3 separate regions of the Homo sapiens genome follow, and all the other regions are linked to region 1. A link is a loop called in an ENCODE intact Hi-C map of the cell type or tissue named here. Cell type or tissue: mammary epithelial cell. All regions are shown on one strand. Links, peaks and the distances in the headings refer to the core of each region. The heading gives the core; the rest is flanking DNA. Region 1 overlaps FBXL2 (F-box and leucine rich repeat protein 2). Region 2 overlaps CRTAP (cartilage associated protein). Region 3 has its middle 25 kb from the start of FBXL2.

What was found. Hi-C counts contacts between places; a loop is a spot of excess contacts. Peaks named below come from ENCODE experiments on the same cell type or tissue, not always from the same donor. Only the 100,000 strongest peaks of a DNase experiment are listed, where the experiment ranks them.
Region 2: it touches region 1 in a loop (14-fold over the local background); 102 of 110 quality-filtered maps call a loop at or near these places.
Region 3: it touches region 1 in a loop (9-fold over the local background); 3 of 110 quality-filtered maps call a loop at or near these places.

Annotation. Positions count from the first base shown.
Region 1 is chr3:33,369,479-33,377,478 of GRCh38, reverse strand. FBXL2 (F-box and leucine rich repeat protein 2) reads right to left here. Exons shown (of 15, transcript NM_012157.5): 6 at 4,319-4,387; 7 at 4,124-4,219; 8 at 3,775-3,901; 9 at 3,558-3,632; 10 at 2,061-2,191; 11 at 146-206. Among named protein-coding and RNA genes, the nearest start is that of UBP1, 67 kb to the left of the region's middle. In mammary epithelial cell, for the core only: a CTCF peak has its summit at 4,443 (motif pointing right); a DNase peak (open chromatin) is centred at 4,668; H3K27ac peaks cover 338 bases.
Region 2 is chr3:33,125,513-33,136,556 of GRCh38, reverse strand. It overlaps CRTAP (cartilage associated protein), which reads right to left. Exons shown (of 7, transcript NM_006371.5): 4 at 6,490-6,618; 5 at 3,857-4,002; 6 at 2,292-2,375. Among named protein-coding and RNA genes, the nearest start is that of CRTAP, 17 kb to the right of the region's middle. RefSeq lists enhancers at 2,191-2,260, 4,818-4,867. In mammary epithelial cell, for the core only: a CTCF peak has its summit at 4,753 (motif pointing left); a DNase peak (open chromatin) is centred at 4,736.
Region 3 is chr3:33,246,493-33,257,536 of GRCh38, reverse strand. No RefSeq gene overlaps it. Among named protein-coding and RNA genes, the nearest start is that of FBXL2, 25 kb to the left of the region's middle. In mammary epithelial cell, for the core only: a CTCF peak has its summit at 4,632; no DNase peak of the experiment used is centred there.

The DNA.
Region 1 (8,000 bases), core at 1-8,000:
TGCAGTACACACCCCAAGGGTTCTACTCTACTTTGTGCCTGTCTTTTCTGAAGGTAGTCTTTTGCACACCCAAAACCACTCCAAGTCACTTTGAATTCGGGAGGTGAATTAGAGTTTGGTTGTATTCTTTAAATCTATGCCTTACCCGAGCTAAAAGTGTAAAACCTGCGTCAGTCAAATGGGAGCATCGGGCAGCCTCCAAAATTCTGAGGAGAAAGTGGGTACAGGGGAGAAAACGGTACCAACTAGTTAATAATGGAAACACATATTTTATGATGCATACTTGAGTCTTTTCTGCTCTTTGACATGCTTTTGCCTCTGTTAACAGCCCTTAGGGAATGTGACCTGCCCAAAGCCCCGAAGTTCCATCCCAAACTTGGAAAGTAAATCCAAGAATCTTCCTGCTTTACCAGCATGTTGTTTTTAAATAGTATTCTAATATTTGTTTTTTGGTTTTGTTTTTGTTTTGTTTTGTTTTGCAAACAGCGTCTCATACTGTCACCCAGGCTGGAGTGCAGTGGAGCATCTTGGCTCACTGCAGCCTCCGCCTCCCAGGTTCAAATGATTCTCCCGTCTCAGTCTCCCAAGTAGCTGGGACTACAGGTGCCCGCCACCATGCCCAGCTAATTTTTGTACTTTTAGTAGAAACGGGATTTCATCATCTTGGCCAGGCTGGTCTCAAACTCCTGACCTCAGGTAATCCACCCACCTCGGCCTCCCAAAGTGCTGGGATTACAGGCATGAGCCACCATGCCCAGCCTTGTTCACTTTTTAAACACATTTAAAATGAACTTTTCTCAACAAAATCATCTTGAGATTTACTCCATTTATGGAAATTCCCAGGTACCCTAAAGGAAATTTAAAAAATTTGTGGACAATGAAAAATAAGTTAATTCTCAATTACCCATGCTTAATAGGGATGGGTGCATGAATAACATTTCTAAGTTAAACACTCCCTTACAGCAATAATTTTGACCTCCTTTCTGGCCAGTTTTGATCACCCAAATTCCTTCTACTAAGCAGAAATATCTAAATGATATAGTACCTTCTCTACAACAGTAAGAAAAATTGGTAAAAGCAGAAATATACAATTCTTAAAAGATACAGAACTGGTGTGAGCGTGGGAATGGATCAGTTTCATTGGGAAGTAGAGATTTTTAAAAAGTATCTTTTTTTCTGCCTCTTGGATAAAGTTAAAGGTTGCTGGTTCTGAAGTCAACTATTGTTACCATTGTTAAAATTTTAATATTCATAGCTGGTAATGATAATCTATTACCTTGAGGATGAGAATACAAATTATTGTTTTTTTTGTTTTTTTTTTTGAGATGGGGTCTCACTCTTGTCACCTAGACTAGAGTGCAGTGGCACAATCTTGGCTCACTGCAACCTCCGCCTCGCGGGTTCAAGCAATTCTCCTGCCTCAGCATTCCGAGTAGCTGGAATTACAGGCACCTGCCACCAACCAGACTAATTTTTGTATTTTTAGTAGAGACGAGGTGTCACCATGTTGGCCAGGCTGGTTTCGAATTCCTGACCTCAGGTGACCCACCCACCTCAGCATCCCAAACTGTTGGGATTACAGGCATGAGCCACCATGCCTGGCCTAAATTATTATTTGTTAAAAACTTTTTTTCCTACTGGGGAAGAAGCTAAGTAAGAAGGTGATTGTGATATTCCCCTCATTCTGTCCATTTGGCAGCAGTTCTGGAGGAGAAGCTCATGTCCTTTGGATGTGAGGCTATCACTCTCCTCACTATGTGCTCACTCGGGTGCTTAAAGCAATAACATGATGAGGTAAATTAGGTGGGAAACTGTGTGACATTCATTAAGAAATTAAAGTTTGGATTCACTGGTGGTAGACATTTTATACTCTCCCAGTACATCCTCCAATGAACTGGATTTATACACGCCCCACCCCAATTTACCCAACAAAAGCCAACAACAACATAACTACTGCCTCCACCACCACTACCTGGCAAGCCTGTCCTCTCCTGAAGGAAGCCCTCTTGGTTAACTCAGCCAAACTCTGAGCTGCAAAGCAAAAAGTGCAGTGTACTCACTGCAGTCGCGGACAGTTCAAACCCAGGGCTGTAAGAGAGGCATCTGTGAGGTTGCTGCAACCCGAAAGGCAGAGAGCCTGTAGCCGGTGACAGCCCCTGCATATCTGCACCACACCTTCATCCGTGATACGCTGAGGAAAAGCAGCACAGAAAGAAAAGTCAGAGGACACCAGCAATACCAAAACGGGAGCAGCAGAAAAGTATCTGCTGTTGTTCAGTTTTGGTTGCTGATTACTAGCATTTTATCCAAATAACTTCAACAAAATAAGTAGAGGGTAGACAGGTACTTGTGTTATCTCTGCACAGCTTTAAAATATTTCAGCAATTTAGATAAGATACATGCATCCAGGAAAAAATAAAGTAAAAATTTTAAATAATATAAATGGAGAATAAAAGTTTAAAATTCCATTTCTCCCTCACTAGTCATCAAAATATAGATTTTTTCATAAAATTTATAAACTCATAATTTAAAAATCTGATTAAAGAACTTTTGAGGCTTTCCTAGTTTAACTGACATTAATATTTGATTGGATTTCTGCAGATTAATGCTTTAGATATTTACAATATACACATATATTTATATTTCATCAAATGTTTTAGACAATAGGAAAATTAAATAAATCACAAAATTATTGATAAATACCTTAAATTCTATGAATTTGGCCATGAAGATTCAAAATAATATGTTCACTTAAACAGACTACTTCATATAGAAATAAACACGCACATCTATATTATACTTCAAGCCATCAGCCACTGCTATGCTACACGTAAGTCAAGGTCCTATTTTTGAGTAGTCCTGGCCCATATGGTCAACGTTTGTCCATAAGATAGTTTCTGGTTTTTTTCCCCACCACTAGGGACTCTAAAGATTTATAATATATTCATTTAAAGCTGAATGCAAGGGTTTTCCCTTACCTTTCTCAAAATCTATGTTCCCCTTGAAAACCTGGTAGGATGTAGCAAGCATCCTCTTCAATTATCAACATTTACAATGGCAGTGGAGAAGGACCAATAGTTTTTCATAGGCTAATGTCCTGATGAAAATGCCACCTTGCTCTTGCCTATGCGTTTTATTCTTTAAAGCATTTTTGCATGTGTTATTTCATTTTATCCACTGAAACAACGTGAGAGGAGTCATCATCCTTAATTTATAAGTTAAAAAAAAAGACACTTCATGTCTTAAAACTATTTAGTGACCAATTCACTGCATTCCTCAATAGCGTCCCTAATACTCTATTCAACAAAATCAAGACCTAGTCTGTATTATTTTTAGGGGAGATGTCAGTGGCTTTATATTGAGTATGATTCCTTTTTGTTGTTGTTGTTGTTCCAGCTTGTGACAAATTGGTAGGTTATATAAGGACACAGGATGGAAATCAGGGTGTGGCAACACAGCCCATCTCAGGTGCCTAGGGGGCTGCAGGGAGGCCTGAGGCAGACTGCTTTGGGAGACAAGATAGAGCAAACAGTGTTCAGGAAAGGCACGCTACTTACTGAGCAGGACTGCAAGTTGAGGCTCACAAGCTCATGGCAGTAATTCTGAATGTGTTTCAGAGCTTCATCTTCTAACTGAGTGGACAGAGAAAACAAAAGACAGCTGGAATCCAGGTGAGGGAACAGTGGGACACCAAGAAAAATGCAAAAGCAGCTTTCTGGATGATGTGCCCACACCTGACACATAACACAAACAGCTGTATCAACCCTCTGGTACCTGTGTGCAGCCCCTCAGGAGCAGGGCTTTCAGGCCTCGACAACCTCGCACCAGTGCCTCGATGCCATCCTTCGTGATCTGATCACACCAAGAGAGGTTCAGGTACTCCAGGTTTCGGCAGCCCTCACTGAGAGAACAAGAAACAAAAACTTATGTGCAGTCTCTCCTGTAGAGAGTTAATGACCAACTCTGAGTTTAGTACATCACAAGAAATTCCGAAGGGGAGACCATGCCTGGGACCTCTTGGAGTCACCTATTTCTTGCTGGATCCAACGTGACCATTAAGAAGGTTTCCAGAATGTTCATAGCTTTGGGTATTTCTCTTGACACAAACAATGGGCACTCTTACCTGATCCCCTTCAAGGAGCTGTTTGTAATAGACACACAGGAGGTCAGATCCAGATGTTTCAGCTTGGAACAGAATCTGCTAAGGCTATAACACGTGCTGAAAAAGAGCAGACGCACTAAAGATATTTTCAACCACGTTTCTCTCCCTTCTCTCTCCCCGTGGCTATTTGGTCACCAATTAATCTTCATTACTTACCTGTCAGTGATTTTTGTGCATCCATTGAGGTTCAAATGTTCAATGTTTCGGCAGTTCTGTGCAAAGGTCCTAAAATGAGAAAACATTTTAAAGCTCCCTGCAAGTTGCTGGACAGCCACTAGAGGGCATATGAAACCATTCACGCTTAGAACAGCGCTCCCTCAAACTTAATTAAAGCGCGTAACAATCAGCTAGGGTTCTTGTCACAGTGCAGATTCTGATGATAGATCTAGAATGGGGCTCGACAGTCTGCAGTTCAAAGAAACTCCCAGGTGATGCCAGTGCTGCTAGTCTAGGGACCACGTTTTGAGAAGCAGAGTCCTAGACTACCTATCAATCAGTTCTCCTTTACCCACAGCTTGGTGAGTCATCACCGAATCATGAGAATAGAGGCCTAGCTCCCTGCTCCCTCCGCTCTACAAAAAAATCAATTTGAACCAAGGGGGCAAATCTTCTAGTACTGTGCCATGCTGTCACTTGCTTACCCTAGAGCCTTTCCAGAGAAACCATTTCTGGCGATTGATAGAAGACGTCTAGCAGTTAATCAGTATCAAGACCCACTCATTTTACTGGTGAGGACATTCAGTCATGAAGAGGAACTTCCTCATTGATCTGTGGGTTGGTAGCAAGGCCAGAAGCAGCACATTAAAACGCCCTATTCACCACTCACTGCTTAACATATTCAGCAAGGACTAGCTCAGGTCGTCTCCATCATTCTGAAATACAGCTTTGAGATTTGCTCCTTCCAACCTGCCCTGGTACCGGTAGGGGGAACCAAGCCTGATGGGACTGTCTGAGATGAAGAAATGGGGCTGAAATTCTAGGAAGACCAAGGCAGCTGGAGTTATCTGGCAAGAGCATTGGAGTAGAGAGAACGTCACAAAGAGAACTCCAGAGATCTGTGGAGGGTGCCCCTCAAGAATTAAGTACAGGCCAGGCATGGTGGCTCATGCCTGTAATCCCAGCACTTTGGGAGACCAAAGCAGGAGGATCCCTTGAGCCCAAGAGTTTGAGACCAGCCTAGGCAACACAGTGAGACTCTATCTCCAAAACAACAACAACAACAAAAAGAATTCAGTACCACACTGATCAATGTATGCATGTGATGAAACTACCCAAAGCCCAAGGCCAGGGAATCAGAATGAACAAAAAGCATTAAAGGAAACAGTAGCCAGAGCTCACCGAGGGCAAGGAATAGTGCCCATTTCTACCAACCAAGAGTGAAAAATGCCACAATTCTTGGGGCATTGGGTAGAGTATTGAGAATAGTCTTCCTTTAGGAGTGGCGCATAATTAGCCCTAAACACTGCTTTGGTACAACCTAACAAATCTTAAAAACAAGACCTAACAGGAACTATTCCCAATTAAGTCAACTGTATCCCAGAACAAAACCTGAGTATTTATAGGAATACAAAAATATCTGCACCCAACAAAGTAAAATTCAAAATGTCTGGCATTGAACAAAAAATTATCATGTTTTCATAGAAGGAGGAAAATATATCCACAATAAAGAGAAAAGGTAATCCACCAAAACCTACTCTAAACTGACACAAATAGCATAAACAACAAAGGTATTAAAAGTTATAATGTTATTGCCTAGAATATATTTCTATGAAGCTAACAATTAAACATGTTATGTAGACACATGGAAAAATAAGAGATCCAAGTTAAACTTTTAGATATGAAAACCGGCCAGATGCAGTGGCTCACACCTGTAATCCCAGCACTTTGGGAAGCTGAGGCAAGCAGATCACTTGAGGTCAGAAGTTCAAGATCAGCCTGGCCAACATGGTGAAACCCTGTCTCTACTAAAAAAAAAAAAAAAAAAAATTAGCTGGTATGGTGGCACATGCCTGTAGTTCCAGCTGCTTGGGAGGCTGAGGCAGGAGAATCACTTGAACCCGGGAGGTGGAGGTTGCAGTGACCCTTGATCACACCACTACACTCTAGCCTGGGCCACAGAGCGAGACTCCATCTCAAAAAAAAAAAAAAAATGAAAACCACAATGGCTGATATAAAACTTTACTGGATGAGATTAACAACAGATTAGATATGGCAGAAGAAAAGATTAGTGAACTTGAAGACATAGCAATAGCAACTATCAAAAACGAAACACAGAAACAGAAATAGAACAGAGCATGAACGAACTGTAGGACAACTTCAAGCAACCTAATATACATGCGATTGGAATCACTAAATAAGAGAGACAGAGGAAGAAGGAAAAAATACTGAAGAAATAATTGCCAAAATTTTCCCCAAACTTTATGAAAACAATAAACCCATAGACCCAAGGAACTCAAAGAACCACAAGTGCAAGAAACATGAAGAAAAACACACCAAGGCATATAATAACCAAATTGATCAAAACCAGTGACAGATTAGCCATGCGTGGTAGTGTGTGCCTGTAGTCCCAGCCACTTGGGAGGCTGAGGTGGGAGGATCACTTGAGCTCAGGAGGTGGAGGTTACAGTGAGCCAAGGTGGTGCCACTGCACTCCACCCTGGGTGACAGAGTGAGACTCCAGAGAGAGGAAGAGAGAGAGAGAGAAACCAGTGATAGGAAAACCCTAAAAACAGCCAGAAAACAAAGCCATGTTATGTACAGAGAATAAAACATAAGGGTGACAGCAGATTTATCACTGGTAATGAAAAAGCAAGAAAACAGAGGAGCACCATCCTTAAAATACAAAAAACAAAAAATAGTCACTACAGAATTCTAGACTCAGCAATTTTTTTTTTTTTTTGAGACGGAGTCTCGCTCTGTCACCCAGGCTGGAGTGCAGTGGTGCAATCTCGGCTCACTGCAAGCTCCGCCTCCCGGGTTCACGCCATTCTCCTGCCTCAGCCTCCCAAGTGGCTTGGACTACAGGTGCCCGCCATCACGCCCGGCTAATTTTTTTTTTGTATTTTTAGTAGAGACGGGATTTCACTGTGTTAGCCAGGATGGTCTCGATCTCCTGACCTCATGATCCGCCCGCCTCAGCCTCCCAAAGTGCTGGGATTACAGGCGTGAGCCACTGCACCTGGCCCAGCAAAAATATTTTTTTTAAGTGGAGGAAAAAACAGATTTTTTTAGACATAGAAGAGCTGGAAGAATTAATCAGACTTGCAGTAAAAGAAATGTAAAAAAACTTCTTTATGCAGAAAGAAAATGATACCAGATAAAAATATGTGTCTACAGAAAGGAATGACTGGACATAGCAACTACTTGGGTGTATACAACTTTTAAATTTAAATCTCTTAAAAATAGGCCGGGCACTGTGGCTCATGCCTGTAATCCCAACACTTTGGGAGGCTGAGGCAGGCAGATCACTTGAGGCCAGGAGTTTGAGACCAGCCTGGCCAACTGGGCAAAACTCTGTCTCTACTAAAAGTACAAAAATTAGCCGGGCGGGGTGGTACATGCCTGTAGTCTCAGCTACTTGGGAGGCTGAGGCACAAGAATCACTTGAACCTGGGAGGCAGACGTTGCACTGAGCCTAGACCATGGTACTGCACTCCAGCCTGGGTGACAGAGTGAGACTATCTAAAATAATAATAATAATGATAATAATGATAATAATAAATCTCTTAAAAATAATTGGCTGTTAAAGATACTAAATCTATTATGAAGTTTATGTAAGTAGAATTAAAATGTATGACAACCGAGTGAGGAGAAGTGGAAGTGTTATGTAATACAATAT
Region 2 (11,044 bases), core at 1,577-9,576, 240 kb after region 1:
TACTCAGGCTAGTCTTGGGCTCAAGCAATCCTCCTGCCTTGGCCTCCCAAAGTGCTGGGATTACAGGCATGAACCACTGCACCCAGCCAGGTATTTCTTTACAGTGATGCAAAAATGGCCTAACATAATACCTATGTATATACTCCTAGGTATAAAAAACTGGAAAGCTTATGTTCAAACAAAAATTTGTACACAAATGGTCATAGCATCATTATTCAAAATAGCCAAAAAGTGGAACCAACCCAAACATCCATCAACTGAAGAATGGATAAACAGAATGCGGTACATCCAAAAGAAGAATATTACTTGGTAGTACAGAGGAAATTTTACAGGCAACATGTTCAACATGGCTGAACTTTGAAAACATATGCTCAGTGAAAGAAGCCAGTCACAAAAGACCACATACCCTATATTTCCATTTATATGAAATGTCCACAACAGGCAAATCCACAGAAACAGAAAGTAGATTAGAGTCTTCCAGGGGCTGGAGGTGGAGGCAGGAGTGGGAATGTTGGCCCAGAGGAGAAATGGGAAGTGACTTAGCTATGGAGTTTCTTTTGGGGGCAATAAAAATGTTCTAAAGTTAAATAACAGTGATGGATGCAAAATTTTGTGGATATAACAAGTACAACTGAATTGTATACTTTAAAAAGGAGAATTTCATTTTTTGTGAATAATATCTAAATAAAGCTGTTTTAGAAAAATATAACAAGAGAAACTGCTCACATAATAATATAAAGTGAAAAAGTCATGAGACATAATTATAGCTGAGTTTATAATAAATATGTAGAAAAACAAATTTAAAACTATAAAATTTTTTCTTTAATAATAAAAAAATGGAAAGATATATACCAAAATATCCATATTAGCTTGCCTCTAGATAACTGGGAACTCAACTTCTCTTACCTTTTCTAAATATATTTTTCTATACTTTCCTTTTTTTTTTTTTTGAGGCAGGGTCTTACTCCAATTGCCGAGTCTGGAGTGCAATGGCGCAATATCAGCCTCAAACTCCCCAGACTCCTTCAGCCTTCCAAGTAGCTAGGACTACGGGTGCACTCCACCATACCCAGCTAATTTTTTTGTATTTTTTGTAGAGACGAGGTTTTACCATGTTGCCCAGGCTGGTCTTGAACTCCTGGTCTCAAGCAATCACCTGCTTTGGCCTCCCAAATGCTGAGATCACAGGTGTGAGCCACTACACCCAGCCTCTGCTATACTTTGTAAACCACAGTGGCCAATCTTGTTGGTATCTGGCTGGTGTTCCTTCCTTTAGGGAATGGGGGAATGGCCCCTGTGGCATCTTGGGATCCTGTCTCAGGCTCTGCTTCAAGGATACCCAAACCAAGACATAGGCATTGCATCACTTTCCAGTTTAGAAAGCATTTCCACATGCAACACAGTATTTTATTCTCACAACCCTGGGAGGGCAGTATTATTATTCCCATTTTATAGATAAAGAACTGAGACTCAGTTGTTTAATGCCAGTGATGAGTTCATCCCATACATATTTATAGACAGAAAACAAATTCCACGAAGATGTCTTATTCAGAGGTACTTCACCTAAAACGGGTATAGGAAGAGCAGACCTGGAGGCTCAGGAAACTTGCTGGCCCCATGCTCCTCATCTATAAAGCGAAGGATCAGACCAGAGCAAGCTCACAGCTCTCTTCGAGCTCCAATAGCTGACAAGTCCCCAGCTTTCTCAGTAAGCATTTTCCAGTTTGTTCCAAACAAATACTCTAAATACTACCGCTAATGATGGCTTTTCTGTGACCAGACTCATCACAAAATGACCACTCCATAACCAGTTGAGTCAGGGTCAGAAAAGGGGTCAGCTGAGTAAGGTGGAATCAGGAATTTCAAGCAATTCTAGAGAATGACAAAATGCTTACAGTAAAGATGCAATTTAGAAAAAATAATAATAGCAATAGTCTAGCAGAAAAATTGGGGTGTGAGTATCCATGTCTCTTCAGAGTGCTGAGCAATTAAAAATTCACTGTTTTTATATAAAGTGAAAAGATGAAGAATGACCACTGTGAATTCCTGGAGTGTGGCCCCACACCCGTTTCGCTATCAGGAAATGTGGCACTCCTGCCTAGGTTTCCTAGAAAGCCGCTCTTTCCCATGCCAGCATTCTGACTGTCACTGAAACACCCACAGGAACTGTCTTTCTCAAGGTCCCCTCTGTTTCTTACTTCAGGGAGGACTCAGCCTTCCAGTGATTCTAGCAAAGATGTGAGTAATATTTTCTCGTAGCCACCAGACATGTGCTAAGCATGAAAACTTACCTCATCATCATCCATTATATTTTCCTTAGCAAAGTCATACAGCTCCTTCTGGAGTGTGGTCACATTAAAGAACTGAACTGCTTCCTGTTCAGACACAACAGAGAACAGTTTATAGGACCAACCTTTTCATCTTAGAACTGGGAGGAGGGAGGAACAGGATATGGGGTTTTTTCTAAGGTGATGAAAATGTTTAAAATTAGATAGTGGTAATGGCTGTACAACTCTGAATATACTAACAACCACTGAATTGTACACTTTAAAAAGGTGAATTCTATCCTATATAAATTATATCTCAATTTTTAAAAAAGAGTGGCCAGCCCTCAGTGGAAGACAAACTTATGAAAATCAAGATGGCATATAGAAATCCCAATGAAAATACAAGAGCAAAGATCAATTAGAAAAAATCTTTTGAAAGTAATATATAATGAATGGGGTTCACTGACAACACATGCTAAGTGGTGAGTTTGCCTATCAAGGGAATTAAATGATGGTCCATCCGCAAAAGAGACTACCAGGGAGCTGTTAAAGGATAATAATTAAGATGATACATGGATGTGACATGGAGAAATATTCACGACAAATTGTCAGAAAGACAAAGTTGCAAAAAGTTGTAAAACTATGTAAATATGACCTTGTTTTTATAAAAATACACAAATATTTACTATATATATGAGTAAATATATACCTTTAAAGCAGGAGATAAAGAGATGGCACAGGCTGGGCGCAGTGGCTCATGCCTGTAAATCCCAGCACTTTGAAAGGCTGAGGTGGGCAGATCACCTGAAGCCAGGAGTTCGAGACTAGCCCAGCGAAACCCCATCTCTACTAAAACTACAAAAATTAGTGTGATATGTTGGTGCACGCCTGTAATCCCAGCTACTCGGGAGGCTAAGGCAAGAGAATCGCTTGAACCCAGGAGGCAGAGGATGCAGTGAGCCAAGATCACGCCACTGCACTCTAGCCTGGGTGACAGAGCAAGACTCTGTCTCAAAAAAAAAAAAAAAGAGAGAGAGAAGGTGTAGGATTACGAGAGAATTTTGTTTTCCGAGAGAGAAAGAAGGTGTAGGATTATGAGAGAATTTTGTTTTCAAAGTAAAATATTTCTGTAATGTTTGAAATTTGTAGAGTTTTTACAGATTCAGAAATCAGAATGAAGCAGTAAAATGTTAAAACACACACATGCACAAAACTACAGAAAAAAATGACTTTTCCTTGATTTCCTTTTTTTTGGCGCAATCTCGGCTCACAGCAACCTCTGCCCCTGGGTTCAAGCGATTCTTCTGCCTCAGCCTCCCAAGTAGCTGGGACTACAGCCACGTGCCACCACGCCTGGCTAATTTTTGTATGTTTAGTAGAGATGGGGTTTCACCGTGTTGGCCAGGCTGGTCTCGAACTCCTGACATCATGATCCGCCCGCCTCGGCCTCCCAAAGTGCTGGGATTACAGGCATGAGTCACCGCGCCCAGCCCCTTTATTTCCAAAATAACCCTTTCTCTTAAGGCACGAGGTAGTCTCCAGAAGGCAAGAATGAAGAGAAAAGGGAAGGTGTGGTGCACCAGACTTACAGGTCTGGGCTGGAAGTGCTCATCCGAGAGGCCCCAAGTGTCCCTGTGGTACTGGTAATACACCAGGTTCTGCTGCATGACCTTGTCATTCTGATCAAAGAGCAGATAGCTGACTGCACAGGGGGCTGCATTCTTCAGGTCGTTCACTAGGGTTGGGAAGAAAAGACAAATGAAGAAATCAGCAAACCACACCCTATAATTTCTCTGCTTCTAAACAAAAAGGCCATATGAACAAGCCCCTTCTCCACAGTCCTTCTTCAGAGAGCCTGGGGCCGACTGGCAGCCCTGGGTGGGCAGGCCACAGATGGGGTCTCCACGGCAGCCTGGAGGCCAGGCTTGAAACTTAGTTCTAGTTAGGCACATGCCTATGGAGAAATGCCTATGTTCCACTTCCAGCTCTGGTGACCTGAGCTGGTCTCAGGTCCCTGGAAGCAGCTGGAAAAAGCTGGATTGTCCTGGGGCTGAGGGAGATAGGGAGGATGTGCTCAGCAAACAGGTGTCTCATCTGGGTCCTAGAGTGTCTGGATCCCATCTGGATGGGACCACAGTCTCCAGATCTAGGTTAGCTCCCCTACAGCTAAACCAGACCTGGAAAACCCAAAGGATGGTGGAGCCTCTGGGTTGGAGGGGATTTGGAAAGTCGCCTAGTTTTGCCACCTCCTGAGGTTGGAACTCCCACCTCCAGCCTCTCTGCTTGGTGTTGCCCACCTGTGACAGTACCTTCAGCATAGGGATTTTGCAGGGCTTGGGATTTGTCTTGGGAGTGCAGGATGAGGAAGAGGTGATGAGACACAAGCCCCTGGTATGTATTCTGGCACATTCCACTCTAATTTACACAACAGTACCTTTGCTAAAGCTGTGGTTGGCCGGAGAAGCCAAAGCTTGGGTATGAATAAATTGTGCCACCCAGTGGCTGTTTCCTGTAATGACTACTTTAAAGCCAGCTCTTAGGGACATTTACTCTTCAAATATAAATAATACCACCTGCCCTCAAGCAATGTAGCATGGTAGGTGGTCTAGAAAAAATTCAAAACGGGGCAGATTTTCAGGAAGCTCATTTCAGGAAGTACACTTCATTCATACTGTTGATCCCCGAAAGCAGATTTCCTGGGAAGCAGCAAGCATAGCTAGAGGCCTCAGTCCACCAGTGTTGATAAGTCTTTGCCAGTTTCTGATATGCAGGGCGATTTTCAGGGCACGTGAGGATTTCAGAGGCCCAGGGAGCTGCCAGAGCCCGCATGCATCCAGAACACTTCTAAATTCCTAGTGTTCTAGCTTTATACATTTAGAACCAAGCCATGCTCAGTGAGCTAGAAGACCTTATGGCTTTTTATATTTATATAATACATATTCTTTTTCTTTTTCTGACCTTCAGGGTGCAAGGCTTACGTGTTCTGAAGAGGATGGGAGGTGAGATAAAGAGGAACCCCCCCCCGCAAAAAAAAAACACAATTACCACAGTGGGAAAGGAGGGCTAAAGCCAAGATCACCTCTCTCACTCTTCCCAAGGCACCCTGAGACCAGCCACTCCTGAGTGTGAAGGGGCGACCCAGGGGATCTATTCTAGCCAGAAACCTGCCACCGCTAGACCCTGGCATTTCATTAGGGCAGAGGAAGTCCTACTGCCACTTTCCCTAATAATTCTTCTGTGCTTGGAACTGAACTGCCAAGGGACACACTGCTTGAACAAGTGGCACTTGGCAAAGTCAGGTACAGGGAGAGGAGGAAAAGCCGAAACACGCAGGCTCTGAAGTCTAACCCTGAACTTCCTTCTCTCCCACGTTTGCTTCCCATTGTCCACTAGAACGTTCTGATTGAGAAACTCCCATTTCAGATCAAGGGAGGACCAACTAGAATGAAACTAACAGGACGGGCGCAGTGGCTCACACCTGTAATCCCAGCACTTTGGGAGGCTGAAGTGGGTGGATCACTTGAGGTCAGGAGTTCAAGACTAGCCTGGCCAAGATAGTGAAACCACATATCTACTAAAATTACAAAAAATTAGCTAGGCGTGGTGGCACACACCTGTAATCCCAGCTACTCAGGAGGCTGAGGAAGGGGAATCACTTGAACCTGGGAGGCGGAGGTTGCAGTAAGTCAAGATCACACCACTGCACTCCAGCCTGGGCAACAGAGCAAGACTCTGTCTCAAAAAAAAAAAAAAAAAAAAAAAAAGAAAAGAAAAGAAAGAAAGAAAAAAGAAAAGAAAATAAACTCTAACAGTCTGAAAAGTAAAGCTAGTGATAAGGAGGAAGGGAAATAATGATAACAAAAACAAACACACAGTTTGCTATGTGCCAGTGTGGGAATACCCCAGACATTTCACATCTATTAACTCATTTACTCCTCAGGACAATCCTATGAGGTTAGTACTACAATCTCTATTCACAATGAGGAAACTAAAGCACAGAGAAGCTAGTAAGTGATAAGGCTGAAATCGAACCCAGGCACTGTGGTTACAGGCTCTGCCCTGAATCACTAAGCCATGCTGCCTTTTTGTGCAAAGCATAGCACCAGGGTTGTCAGTGGACCTTGATGAACTCTCAACAACCGTAGCTAAGAGTTATTACCTCTATTTTACAGTCTTAGAAGGACTAAGTGCCTCACCCAAGATGTCACAGAAGATTACTTACACTTATAATAGGCAAACTGCAAGTAATGATACATGGTAGCCACAAATTTCTCAACCGGATAGCCTCCTATAACTGGGGTGAGGTTCTCTTCACACTGTATTTTGCATTCCAGAACTTCTACATAATGATCTGAAACAAAACATATAAATTTTCAGAGCAGTGGATCCATTACTTTCTTAATATGCTACTGCCTCCTGCCCAAATGAAAAAGTTAAAAGAAAAATATTTACAGGCCGGGCGCGGTGGCTCACGCCTGTAATCCCAGCACTTCGGGAGGCTGAGGCGGGCGAATCACAAGGTCAGGAGGATCGAGACCATCCTGGTTAACACAGTGAAACCCTGTCTCACTAAAAATACAAAAAATTAGCTGGGCGTCGTGGTGGGCGCCTGTGGTCCCAGCTACTCAGGAGGCTGAGGCAGAAGAATGGCGTGAACCCGGAAGGTGGAGCTTGCAGTGAGCCGAGATCGCGCCACTGCACTCCAGCCTGGGCAACAGAGCAAGACTCCGTCTCCAAAAAAAAAAAAAAAAAAAGAAAAAGAAAAATATTTTCAACACCTACAAGGAGCTGAAAATCTTTAATATACAAAGTTGTTTCAAATCAATATGAAAAAGATGAACATCCACTATATAAATGGCCAAATGATATTAATAGAAATTATTAAAATGTCTAAAAAACATTGAGAGACACTACACCTCTTTTGTAATTAGGAAATACAATTACCCCCAAAATAATTTAAACTACCAAATTGCAAAAGTTTTACAAATTCATACTGTAGTATTAAGAAGAGAACAGTGAAACTTACACTCTCATATTCTGTTGATGGAAGCAAAACAGGAACAAACTTTTTGGAGAACAATTTGGCAAAATTTATCAAAGGTTAAAATACACATATTTTCCAACCCAGCTGTCTACTTCTAGGAAATTTTCTTTAGACACAGGCATACATAAACACTGTTTATAACAACAAACAAACAAACTTGTAAGTACCTAAATGCCAATCAATAGGATGAGGATTAATAAATTACAGTATATAAAAATAACAGAATCTACACAGCCTTTGAAAGAGAGTAAGGTGAACCTAAATATAGTCAAAGACTACAATTCCCATGCAGCTAGGTTGGGGCCATATGACTAGTCGTGGCCAATGACATGTTGAGAGTAACAATTAAGGAATGCTACTTCCAGGCCTAATCCCTAAAATCTCCCACATGATCCTTGGCTCCCTCCCTTTTCTCCCTTTATGCAGCTAGAAGCAAAAGACTCCAGAAGGGTTGCACACATTTCATAAGACTGTGGAGGAACAGGCACTTTCAAACATTGCTGGTAGGAAGTACAAAATGATACCTTAAAACACTAAAATTAATTTACAGAAACATTTACTCTTTGAACTATTATTTCCACTTTGGTTGACTCTGAAAACACGCCTCCATACTTACTACCATCACCAACAAAAAAGCCTTACATACTTACTACCACCAACAACAAAAAATTAACATCAACAATAAGGGTGCAAACAAACATCATACATATCTTGACGTGATATCCTGAGGAGGACATTTATATAGCGGTCCAGCCAAAAATACACAACCTGAATGTAACTGTGAAGACACATAATAGAAACCCAAATTGAGGAATGTTGACAAAGTAATTAGCCTATATTCTTAAAAAATATCATTGGCATAAAAAGACAAAGAAGGCCAAAGGATTGTTCCAGATTAAAGAATTCTAAAGGAAGATGACAAATAAATAGGAAGCATGATTCTGAACTGGAACCTGTACCAGGAAAAAAAAAGGTGCTAGAAAGAACATTATTGTGACAATTAACAAAAAGAGAATATGAACTACAGATTGAATACAAGCATTGTATCTAGTATATTAAGTTTCCTGAATTTAATTACTATGGATATTTAGATAATATTATTGTTCTTAGGAAATAAACTGAAGTATAATGGGGTAAAGAGTAATAATGCATGTGCAACATACTTCCAAATAGTTCTGAAATAAAAATAATTATACAGAGCTGGGTGCGGTGGCTCAAGCCTATAATCCCAGCACTTTGGGAGGGCAAGGCGGGCGGATCACTTGGGGTCAGGAGTTTGAAACCAGCCTGGCCAACACAGCAAAACGCTGTCTCTACTAAAAATACAAAACATTAGCCAGGTGTGGTGGCGCCTGCCAGTAGTCCCAGCTACTCAGGAGGCTGAGGCAGGAGAATTGCTTCAACCCGGCAGACAGAGGTTGCAGTGAGCCAAGATCGCACCACTGCACTCCAGCCTGGGCGACAGAGTGAGACTCAGTCTCAAAAATAAAATATAATAGGCCGGGTGCGGTGGCTCACGCCTGTACTCCTAGCACTTTGGGAGGCCGAGGTGGGTGGATCACCTGAGGTCAGGAGTTCGAGACCAGCCTGGCCAACGTGGTGAAACCCCGTCTCTACTAAAAATATAAAAATTAGCCAGACGTGTTGGTGCATGCCTGTAATCCCAGCTACTCGGGAGGCTGAGGCAGGAGGATTGCCTGAACCTAAGGGGCAGAGGTTGCAGTGAGCCGAGATCGCGCCGTTGCACTCCAGCCTGGGCAACAAGAGGGAAACTCCATGTCAAAAATAAATAAATAAATAAATAAAATAATAACAATAATAATTATACCCACAGCACATATGGAGAGAGCAATAAAGTAAATGTGGCACAATCAATGTTACAAATTGGTGAATCTAGGTAAGGTGTACATGAGAGTTCTTTGTATGATTCTTCCGACTTCTCTACAAGTTTGAAATTATTTAAAAATAAAAACTAAAGAAACTCTAAATATCTATATATCTATACTGTGAGAGGAAAATAAATCTCAGGACCTCAAAATCACTAAGCCAAAGGGAAAAGTCAAGCTGGGAACCATGTAGGACAAATGTGTTTCCCATCCTATTCCTAAATAAGATAGCTACAAAAATTTAAAAAAAAAAAAAAAAAGCCACAAATCTCTCTCATAATTTGCCCACAAGGAAGTTTTTGTGGACAAAGGACAGGCAGAACTCAGTCATCCCTCTGCTCACATGGAACAAATGTATATATGGTTGTTTCCTTTGCTCTGTTGTTTCACTAAGCCAGACTAAAGCATAAGTGACTATTCCTGCAAATTGCATATTCAGTGAAAGGCTAATCAGAAACTCAAAAGAATGCAACCATTTGTCTCTCACCTACCTATGACCTGGAAACCCCCTCCCACTTTGGGTTGTCCTGCCTTTCTGGACTGAAGCAATGTACATCTTACATATATTGATTGATGTCTCATGTCTCCCTAAAATGTATAAAACCAAACTGTGCCCTGAGTACCTTGGGCATATGTTGTTAGGACCTCCTGAGTCTGTGTCACAAGTACATCCTTAACTTGGCAAAATAAACTGTCTAAATTGATTGAGACTTGTCTCAGATACTCTTTGATTTACAATACATATATATCTTAGCTGTATCAAAGATAGATGGAGAGAAACCACAGACATTATGTGCCTCCTGATGAAAGAACTCAGCATCAACTATGAAGCAGTTGACTCCCACCAAAATTTAAAACCCTAAAACAAAATCAAACCGAGCCTGTTCAAGCCTCTACATCCAATTACCGATTTACAAGAAATACAGAAGACAGAGGAACATGGGGATACAGTCAGCAAAACCCAGACCATGGGAATCTCTACGGGACAAAAAATGCAGATTCTTCAATAGCAAAGGGGAAAAGATATGGCGGAAGAACCTATGGATTAAACGAGCCATAAAAGATAACCAACTTGCCACAATATGGATGAAACGAGGACATTATGCCAAGTGAAATGAGTCAGTCACAAAAAGGCAAATACTGTATGACTCCACTTACGTGATGTATCTAGAGTAGTCAAATTCACAAAGACAGAAAGTAGAAAGGTTGTTGCCAGTGGCTGGGGGGAAGGGGATATGGGGAGTTATCGCATACAGAGTTTCAATTTGGGGAAACATAAAAAGTTCTAGAGATGGATGGTGCTGATGGTTGCACAATCATGTGAATGTAGTCAATGCCACTGGAGTGTACATTGAACAATGGCTAAAATAATAAAGTTCATATTAACGTATATTTTACCACAATAAAAATTTTCAAGAGATAACCCATTGCAATGGATGGACCTTATTTGGATCCTGATTCAAACAAATGGTAAATTAAAGGCACACACATGTATTTATGACATTTCTGAAATGATTGGGACACTGTTTAGGTATTTAATGATGAGATCAAAGAATGATTGTTAAAATTCTTACAGGGGTAATAGTTTGGTGTTATGTTTAAAAAACAAAGAGTCCTTACCTTCTAAAGGTATATACTGAAATATTACAAATGAAATAATATGGCATTTGGAATCCGCTTCAAAATAACATGAGAGGAAAAGTAGGTGGGAATTAGAGGAAGCTCAAGTAGCCATGAGTTGACAATTGTGAAGTTGGGTCATGGGTACATGGTGGTTTATCTACTCTTCTCTCTGTTTTTTGTGTATGTTTGAAATTTTCCATAACAAGAAGTTTTCTTAAGGCAAA
Region 3 (11,044 bases), core at 1,500-9,499, 120 kb after region 1:
GCCCCTATTGAAAAGATTATATGGTTTTTGACTTTAATTTGTTAATGAGCAAATTACTTGAATCAATATATTTCTGACAATCATTTTTGCATTCTGTGATAAAATTTGCTTATTATTAGTGATTTATTAATCTGGTGGAATTTATTTGCTAATGTTAATATTTAGGATTTTTGCATCTATATACAGAAATGACATTGCCTTCTGCTTTAATTCTTTTTTTTTCTGTTTATATGTCTTAGTCCATTTGGGCTGCTATAACAAAATACCATAGAATGGGTAGCTTAACAACAGAAATTTATTTCCTACAGTTCTGGAGGCTAAGAAGTCCAAGATTGAGATAGCTGGTAGGTTCAGGGGCTGGTGAGGGCCCATTTCCTGGTTCATAGATGGCAGCTTTTCACTGTGTCCTCACATGGTGGAAGGTACTAGCAGTACTAGTTGGCTCTCTGGGTCTCTCTCTCTCTCTCTCTCTCTCTCTTTAGCTTCCCTAGTAGCTGGGATGACTATAGGCATGCACTACCACACATGGCTAATTTTTGTATTTTTTATAGAGAGGGGGTCTCACTATGTTGCCTAGGCTGGTTTTGAACTTCTGGGCTCAAGTGACTCACCTGCCAAGGCCTCCCAAAATGCTGGGATAACAGGCGTGAGCCACTGGGCCAGGCTGGAGTCTCTTTTTCCAGGGTGCTAATCCCATTCATGAGTGATCTGTTCTCAGTATCTAATCACCGCCCAAAGGCCCTACCTCTTAATATCATCACCTTGGGGGTTAGGTTTCAACAGAGAATTTTGGGGGTACACAAATATTCAGACCATAGCACTCTGTATGTCTTATTTTTGTGACAAGATTATCCCAACTGCACAAAATAGATTCAATGTGTGGTACAAGAAATATATTTGGTCTGTGTTCCCAGTACCTGGCACAAGGCTTCTAAAACCCTGGGAATTGATAAGATTGTCTTTTGTTATTCATAAGTAGCCTCTTTTGATCACACCTGAGTTAATCTAATGAGTGACTTAGGGTAGGCCCTCTAAATAGCCTCAGGATGGAGCTGGTCACCAAAACACCCAAGTAATTAGAGGGTTGAAACATTTAGCCCCACCCGCTAGCCTCTAGAAAGGGGTTGTAGGATTCTGGGGATTAAGCCATATAAAAGCTTTTGAGCAACAAATGGGATTAAATTGTAGGACACTCAGTCGGGATCTGGAGAGTTGCAAAATTGCTTGGTGTGGGGGAAAAAAAAATCCACCTATTTGCTGTCAAAAGTATTGTATGTGTACAGAAACAGTGAATGTTTTATCAGAAATAGTTTTCTGTATTTTCTGTACTCTGGAATACTTTGTGTAAGATAGCAATTTTCTCTTCCCTAAAGTTTTTGCAAAACTTGTTTGTAAAATTATTGGACACATTTGGGAAATTACACAAAAATTTCCATTTCTTGTGTGGTTAGTGGGTCTATTTAGGTTTTCTATACTTTCTTCAGTTGATTTTTGTAATTTCCATCTTTATAGAAAATGATTATTTTCATCTGGATTTTCAAATTTATTAGTGCAAAATTACCTCTTACAAGGTTTTAAACGCTTTTACATGTCCTCCCTTTTTCACTTAATCAATATTATCAGGACTTAATCTGTATTATTTTATTAATTTTTTCAAAAAGCCATCTTATGGTTCCAATCAATTCCATTTTTCCTATGTGATTAATTTCTGCCTTTATTTGTTTTAATTACTAGACTATTTTTTAGAGCTATTTTAAGTTTACAGAAAAATTGAGCAGAAAGTACAGGGTTCATATACACTTCGTATCTCTCCAACCCACACACAATTTCCGCTATTATTAACATCTTGCATTATAGTAGTTCATTTGTTAACGGATGAATCAACACTGATGCATTATTATTAACTAAGGTCCATAGTTTAATTAGGGTTTATTCTGTGTTGTACGACGGGTTTTGACAAATGTGCAAGGTCATGTATCTACTATTACAGTATTATACAGAATAGTTTTATGATCTGAAAATCCCTTGTGCCGCTCCCTCCCCCACCACCCATCAATCTCTGACCCCTACTGACCTGCTGATCTTTTCTTTTTCTTTCTTTCTTTTTTTTTTTTTTTTTTAGACGGAGTCTCGCTCTGTCGCCCGGGCTGGAGTGCAGTGGCGCGATCTTGGCTCACTGCAACCTCTGCCTCCCAGGTTCAAGTGATTCTCCTGCCTCAGCCTCCTGACTATCTGGGACTACAGGCGCCCACAACCACGACCTGCTAACTTTTGTTAGCAGGTATTTTTAGTAGAGACGAGGTTTCACCATGTTGGCCAGGATGGTCTCTATCTCTTGACCTCGTGATCCGCCCGCCTAGGGCTCCCAAAGTGCTGGGATTACAGGCGTGAGCCACCGCGCCCGGCCCCATACTGAACTTTTTACTGGTTTTTTTTTTTTTTTTTTTTTTTGGAGAAGGGGTCTCGCTCTGTCACCCAGGCTGGAGTGCAGTGGCGCGATCTCGGCTCACTGCAAGCTCCGCCTCCCGGGATCATACCATTCTCCTGCCTCAGCCTCCCAAGTGGCTGGGACTACAGGCACCCGCTACCACGCCCGGCTAATTTTTTGTATTTTTAGTAGAGACGGGGTTTCACCGTGTTAGCCAGGGTGGTCTCGATCTCCCGACCTCATGATCCGCCTGCCTTAGCCTCCCAAAGTGCTGGGATTACAGGCGTGAGCCACCACATCCGGCCATTTTTACTGTCTTTATACCTTTGCCTTTTCCAAAATGTAGTAGTTGGAGTCATACAGTATGGAGCCTTTTCAGACTGGCTTCTCTCACTTACCAATATACATTTAAGGTTCTTCCATGTCTTTTCATGGTTTCACAGCTCTTTTATTTTTATTGCTGATAATAATCTGTTGTGTGGATGTACCTGTTTATCCATTCACCTACTGAATGACATATTGGTTGTTTCCAAGTTTGGGTAATTATAAATAAAGCTGCTATAAACTTTGTATGCAGGTTTTTGTGTTCATTTTCAACTCATTTGTGTAAATACCAAGAAGCACAATTGCTGGGTCATATGGAAGGAGTATATTTAGCTTTCTTTAAAAAACTGCCAAACTGTCGTCCAAAGTGGCTGTATCATTTTGCACTCCCACCAGCAATGGATGAGCATCCTTGTTACTCTATAGCCTCACCAGAAGTTTTGGATTTTAGCCATTCTAATAGGTATATAGTGGTGTATAATTGTTCTAATTTGCAGTTCTCTAATGATATATGATATTATCTTTATCTTTTCATTTGCTTATTTGCCATCTGTACAACGCTGTGATCATAACTCACTGCAACCTCAAACACCTGGGGTCAAATGATCCTCCCAACTCAGGCTGCTGAGTCGCTAGGACTACAGGTGCATACCACCAGCTAATTTTTAAATTTTTTTTAGAGACGGGGTCTTGCCATGTTGCCCAGGCTAGTCCTGAACCCCTAACCTCAAGCAATCCTCCAACCTTGACTTCCCAAAGTGCTAGGATTACTGCATCTGGCCAAGAAGTGTTTTTTAAACTTCCACCGTGGCTGTCAATTTCTTTTGCATCCTTTGTCAATTTTTGTGTTATATAAAATTTAAAGCTATATTGTCCGTGCAATAGAATTGAGAGTCCAGAAATAAACCCATACATCTATGGTCAATTTTCAGCAAGGAGGTAAAGATCATTCAATAGGAAAAATAATAGTCTTTTCAACAAAATGTGGTGGGATAACTAGATATCCACATGCAAAAACAAAAGTAAAGTTGAGTTCTTACCTTACACCAAGCAAAAAATGAACTCAAAATGGATCAAAGACCTAAATGTAAGAGCTAAAAAATAGAAGATTCTTAGAAGGAAATATAGAAATTAATCTTCGCCACCTGGGATTTGACAAAGAATTCTTAGATATGACACTAAAAGCACAAGCAACCAAAGAAAAAATAGATAAATGGGGCTTCAACAAAATGAAAAACTTTTGTGTCTCAAACGACACAATCGAGAAAGAGAAAAGACAGCCCACAGAATGGGAGAAATTTTTTGCAAATCATGTATTTGATAAGGGACTTGTATCTAGAATGTATAAAGAATATTTACAACTTAATAATAAAAGGAAAAATACCTCAACTTAAAAATAGGCAAAGGCTCTGAATAGACATTTCTCTAAGAAAGATATATAAATAGCCAATAAGAACGTGAAAAGATACTTAGAATTATTAATCAGGAAAAGGCAAATCAAAACCACAATGAAGACCAGGCACAGTGGCTCACACCTGTAATCCCAGCACTTTTGAAGGCTGAGGCAAGTGGATCACTTGAGGGTCAAGAGTTTGAGACCAGCTTGGCCAACATGGTGAAACCCCATCTCTACTAAAAATACAAAAATTAGCCAGGCATGATGGTGGGCAGCTGTAATCCCAGCTACTCAGGGGACTGAGGCAGGAGAATCACTTGAACCCAGGAGGCGGAGGTTGCAGTGACCTGAGATCATGCCACTGCACTCCAGCCTGGGTGACAGAGTGAGACTGTCTCAAAACAAAACAAAAACCAAGCAAACAAAAAAAAAAAACCCACACAGTGAAATACCACTTCACACCCACTAGGAGGACTAGAATCAAAAGGTCAGATAGTAACAAGTGCTGGTGTCAATGTGGAGAAATTGGAACTCTCATAAACTACTGGTGGGAATATAAAAATGGTACAGCCACTGTGGAAAACAGTTTGACAGTTTCTCAAATGCTTAAACATAAAGTTACCATATAACCCAGCAATTCTTGTAAGTAAATATCCAAGAAAAGTGGAAACATGATTATACAAAAATTTTTATCTGAGTGTTCATAGAAACACTATCCATAATAACCAAAAGGAGGAAACAAACCAAATGTCCATCAGTAGATGAATAGACAAACAAAATGTGGTATATCCACATAACGTAATGTTCAGCCATAGAAAAGAAATGAAGTACTGATGCATGCTAGAACTTGGATGAGTCTTGAAAACATTGTGCAGTGAAAGAAGCCAGTTACAGAAGCCCAATTATTATATGATTCCATTCACATGAAAGTTCAGAAATCTATAGAGATAGAAAATAGTTGTTTAGGGCTGGAGGAGGAATGGGTTGGTAGGGTGATGATGACTAAAGGGTATGAGGTTTCTTTCCGAGTGATGAAAATATTTTAAAACCGACTGGTGGTGGTTGTACCTATCTGTGAATATACTAAAAACCCTTGAATTGTGCACTTTAAATGGGTGAAATACATGGTTTGTAAATTATATCTTAATAAAATAGCTTTTAAAAAATATATATGTTTTTAGCTCCTACACATTCTTAACAAATATCATCTTGACAATTTGTCATTTTATCAATATGAAATATCCCTCTTGGTCCTGAATTTTTCACCGTGAATCCTATTTACTCTTTATTACTTTACCAGATATCTTGCGTTATTATTAATCTGGTGTATCTTTCTCTATTCCTTTGTTATTAATTTTTCTGTGTTTCTTTCACCAGGTTTTTGTTTGTTTTAGAGAAGGGAGTCTCACTGTGTTATGTAGGCTGGCCTTGAACTCCTGGGGTCTATCAATACTCCTGCCTCAACCTCCCAAGTAGCTGAGACTACAAGCATGAGCCACCATGCCCAGCTTCTGTGTTGTTTTGCTCTAGGTTGTGTCCTTTGGAAGGTTGATTTTAGGTGATAGATAGATAGAAAGATAAACAATTTTTCACATATATGCATGCATAGATAGATGCCCTGTCTTTGAATAGATGAGTTTATAGATAATTTTTCATACATATGCATTTATGTATTATGTACGTGATTTATATAGGAATATGTTGTATCTGCAATATGAGATGCCCTCTCTATGAATTGATGAGTTTAATCTGTCCACATTTATTATGAATACTGTTGTATTTGAACTTGTTTCTGCAAACTTATTTTATAGGTTCCAGGTACTATTGTTTGGGTCTTTTTGCTTGTTTCTTCCTTACTGTTTGATTGAACAAGTTTTTCATTTTTCCCTCTACTTGTTTGAAAGATATACACATTGTTTCTAAACTTTTAGTAATTACTCTTAAAATATCAAAATAAACACACAAACATTTTTCTGTCAAAGTAGTTAATCAGTCGCTCTTTCCACCAAATAAAACAAGAACTCTAGTATGAGTTTTTCTTCCTTTTATCCTCAACCCTTACTTAACTCATATTATTTTTTAGAATTTTTTCTAAATATTTGAAATGGTTTCAAACCCACAGAAAGTTATGGTAAAAGAAAAGTTGCAAGAACAGTACAAGAACTCCCACATATCCTTAACCTAGATTCCCTAATTGCTAACATTTTATCACATTTGCTTCACTTTTGCTCAGTAGAGAGGTAGATAGATATATAATTATAAAATACTTTACTGGCATGATGCTGCATTATCCCTAAACACTAATTAGAGCTTCCCCCAAACAAGAACATTCTCCTCTGTTACCACGAAGCAGTCCTCCAGCTCAGGAAATCAACATTGATCCAACACTGCCATCCAATCCACAGACCCCATTCAAATTCCACCAACTGTCTCAACTATGTCTTTTTTTTTTTTTTCCTATCTGCTCCAGGAATACACTGCATTCCTTTAGCAGACTGTTTCTAAGGTGGCTCTCATGATCCTTGCTTCCTTGTGGTCAGGCCTGTGTATTATACTCTTCCACTGAGTATATGCTGGACTTACTGTCTTCTAACAAATAGAAAACAGCAGAAGTGATGGGATATCACTTCTGATATTTGGTTACAGAAAGACAGTGACTTTTTCCTTGGGCAGTCTCTCCTGCTCTCGTGCTCACTTTCAAGGAAGCAGCTGCCATCATGAGTTGCCCTATGGAAAGAATAGATAACCATCAATCCTGTGTGATAAGGAATTGATGTCTCCAGTCCCTAGTTCTGTCCATAGCTACATAAATGAGCTTGGAAGTAAATCCTCCCTTATTTGGGCCTTGGGATGACCATAGCCCTTAGCTAACAACTTGATTGCTGCTTTGTAAGAGACCTTAAGCCAGAAACATCCAGCTAAGCCACATTTGGATTCCTGTCTCACAGAAACTGCGAGATAATAAATGCTTGTTGAAATCAGTATATCAAAGAGATATCTGCATTCCCATGTTTGTTGCAGCTCTGTTCACAATAGCCAAGATTTGGAGGTGACCTAGTGTCCATCAACATGTGAATGGATAAAGAAAATATGGTACTTATACACAATGGAGTACTATTCAGCCACAAAAAAAAGAATGAGATTCAGTCATTTGCATCAACATGGATGGAACTGGAGGTCACTATGTTAAGTGAAATAAGCCAGGTACAGAAAGACAAACATCGCATTTTCTTACTTATGTGTGAGATCTAAAAATTAAAAAAAAAAAATTGAACCCATGGAGATAGAGAGCAGAAGGATAGTTACTAGAGGCAGTGAAGGATATTGTGGGGTGGGGGGTGAGGAGGGCATGGTTAATGGGTACAAAAAGAATAGTTAGAATGAATGAATAAGACCTAGTATTTGATAACACAACAGGGTAACTAATAGTCAATAATAATTTAATTGTACATTTTAAAATAAAGAGTATAATTGGATTGTTTGTAACACAAAAGATAAATGCTTGAGGGGATCTGATATGGTTTGGATAGGTGTCCCTGCCCAAATCTCATGTTGAAATGTAATCCCCAGTGTTGGAGGTGGGGCCTGGTGGGAGGTGATTAGATCATGGGGGTGGGTTTCTCATGAATGGCTTAGCACCATTTTCTTGGTACTGTCCTTGAGACAGCGAGTGAATGCTCCTGAGATCTGGTCATTTAAAAGTGTGTGGGGCCAGGTGCGGAGGCTCATGCCTGTAATCCCAGCACTTTGGGAGGCTGAGGTGGGTGGATCATGAAGTCAGGAGATCAAGACCATCCTGGCTAACACGGTGAAACCCCGTCTCTACTAAAAATACAAAAAATTAGCTCGGCATGGTGGCGGGTGCCTGTAGTCCCAACTACTCGGGAGGCTGAGGAAGAAGAATGGCATGAACCCGGGAGCCGGAGCTTGTAGTGAGCCAAGATTGCACCACTGCACTCCAGGCTGGGTGACAGAGTGACACTCCGTCTCAAAAAAAAAAAAAAAAGTGTGTGGAACCTCCCCACTCTTTCTTTCTGCTTCTGCTCTGGCCATGTGAGGTACCTTCTCCACTTTGTCTTCTACCATGATTTTAAGTTTCCTATGGTCTCCCCAAAAGCTGAGCAGATGCCAGCATCATGTTTCCTGTACAACCTGCAGCAATGTGAGCCAATTAAACCTCTTTTCTTTATAAATCACCCAGTCTCAGGTATTTCTTTATAATAATGCTAGAACAAACTAATACAGGATGGATACCCCATTTTCTGTGATGTGGTTATTATACATTGCATGCCTGTATCAAAACATCTCATGTATCCCATAAACATATACACCTACTATGTACTCACAAAAATTTAAAATTTAAATTAGGGCTGGGCACTGCAGCTCACACCTATAATCCCAGCACTTTGGGAGGCCAAGGTGGGAGGACTGCTTGAGCCCAGGAGTTTTGAGACCAGCCTGAGCAACATGATGAAATCCCACCTCCACAAAAAATACAAAAAAATTAGCTAAGCATGGTCATGCATGCCTCTAGTCCCAGCTACCTGGGAGCTTGGGGTGGAAGAATCACCTGAGCCCAGAAAATCGAGGCTGCAGGGAAGCATGTTCACATCACTGCTCTCCAGCCTGGGCAACAGATTGAGACCCAGTCTAGAAATTAATTAATTAATAGATAAATAAATAAATATTAAAATAAATAAACTATATTTTTAAAAATACAAAATAAATGATAGTTGTTTTCAGCCATAAGTTTTGGAATAATTTGTATGCATCAATACATAACTAATATAGTTGTCATGTCTCTTGAGGCTCCTTCAATGCAGAACAATTCCTCAGTCTTTCCCTGTCCCTTATATCCTTGATGGACTTAAAGAATAGACGCCTTTCATTCTGTAGAGTGACCTGTAACTTGGATTCATCTGATGTTTGCTTATGGCCAGATTCAGACATGTACTCTTGGCAGGAACACCATAGTAATGATGCTATGCTTCTCAGCGTATCACATCAGGAAGTAATGATATCAATGTGTGCTATCACTTGTGAGGTTAACCTGGACTATTGGTCAAGAACCAGGGCTGCTCTATAAAGTGTTCCCACTGTAAAGTCACCATTTTTCCCTTCATAGGGGATTTGAAAAATTGTGGGAATATATTTTGATAATATGTTAATATTAAACCTCCATATACCAACCTTAGCAAACATTGACCACCATTACCCATATCAACTACCACTATGATGTTTGCCTATTGATGGTTATCTATTTCCATTATTCCTTCTACACTTACTCATACATTTTCTTCTGCAAGGAAGAGCTTTCCCTTCTCCACATGCATTTCTGCACTCTTGTATTTATATCAGTATGGACTCAAATTCTTATTTTATTCAATGGATTGTAATTTAATATTGTTATTATTTATTTTGCTGTTAAAATTGTCCTGGATTTGGCCAGTGGGAGCCCCTCCACAGTTTCCTGTGTCCTTTTAATACGTCCCTACCATTCTTTGATCAGCTCTTTATTTTCCGGCACAAAGAAGTATCATAAACTCATCTGGATATTAAAAGTATTCTAGGGCCAAAATTATTTTCTGTAAGACTAATGTTCCTCCACCTGGGTGGTATTGCTTCCCTAGAGGATGTTTAGAAATGAGAAGTGGGGTGGGTATGGTGGCTCACACCTGTAATCCCAGCACTTTGGGAGGCCAAGGCGGGAGGATCCTTTGAGGCCTGGAGTTTGTGACTAGCCTGGGCAACATTGGGAGATCCCATCTCTACAAAATAATTTAAAAATTAGCCAGGCATGATGGCATGCACCTGTCAGGGCTACAGTGAACCTTGACTGCACCTCTGCACTCCAGCCTGGGAGACAGAGGAAGACCCTGTCTGGGAAAAAAAAAAAAAAAAAAAAAAAAGGCCGGGCGTGGTGGCTCATGCCTGTAAGCCCGGCACTTTGAGAGGCCGAGGTGGGTGGATCACTTGAGGTCAGGAGTTCGAGACCAGCCTGGCCAACATGGTGAAACCCTGTCTCTACTGAAAATACAAAAATTAGCCAGGCATGGTGGTGCACACCTGTAATCCCAGCTAGGGAGGCTGAGGCAGGAGAATTGCTTGAACCTGGGAGGCAGAGATTGCAGTGAGCCAAGGTCGTGCCACTGCACTCCAGCCTGGGTGACAGAGCGAGACTCTGTCTCAAAAAAAAAAAAAAAAACCAAACAAACAAGAAAGAAAGAAAGAGAAAGAAAGAAAGAAAAGAAAGAGGAAGGAAGGAAGGGGAAGGAAGGAAGGAAGGGAAAGAAAGAAGGAAAGCAAGCAAGCAAGAAAGAAAGAAAGGGAAAGAAAAGGAAAGAGAGAGAGAAGGAAAGAAAGGAAAGAAAGAAAGAAAGAAGAAAGAAAGAAAGGAAAGAAAGAAAGAAAGAAAAAGAAAGAAAGAGAAAGAGAGAAAGAAAGAAAAGAGAGGGAGGGAGGAAGGAAGGAAAGAAGGAAAGAAAAAATGAAGGGAGGAAGGAAGGAAAGGAAGGAAGGAAGGTAGGAAGGAAGGAAGGAAGGGGAAGGGGAGAGTTGTCATAAGGACTGGGGCACACTATTAGCCTTTAGTGGGCAGGGTTATGGGTGCTAACACATTCTGTGATGCACAGGGAAATCCTGCACATGAAGAATTAGTTTAATCCAAATGTCAGTAGTGACCCATTAAGAAATTTTACCTGAGATTTTTACTTTTTTTTTTTTTTTTTTTTTTTTTTGAGACTGAGTCTCTCTCTGTCGTCCAGGCTGGAGTGCAGTGGGGTAATCTCGGCTCACTGCAAGCTCCGCCGCTTGGGTTCACGCTATTCTCCTGCCTCAGCCTCCCGAGTAGCTGGGTTTACAGGCGCCCGCCACCACGCCTGGCTAATCTTTTGTAT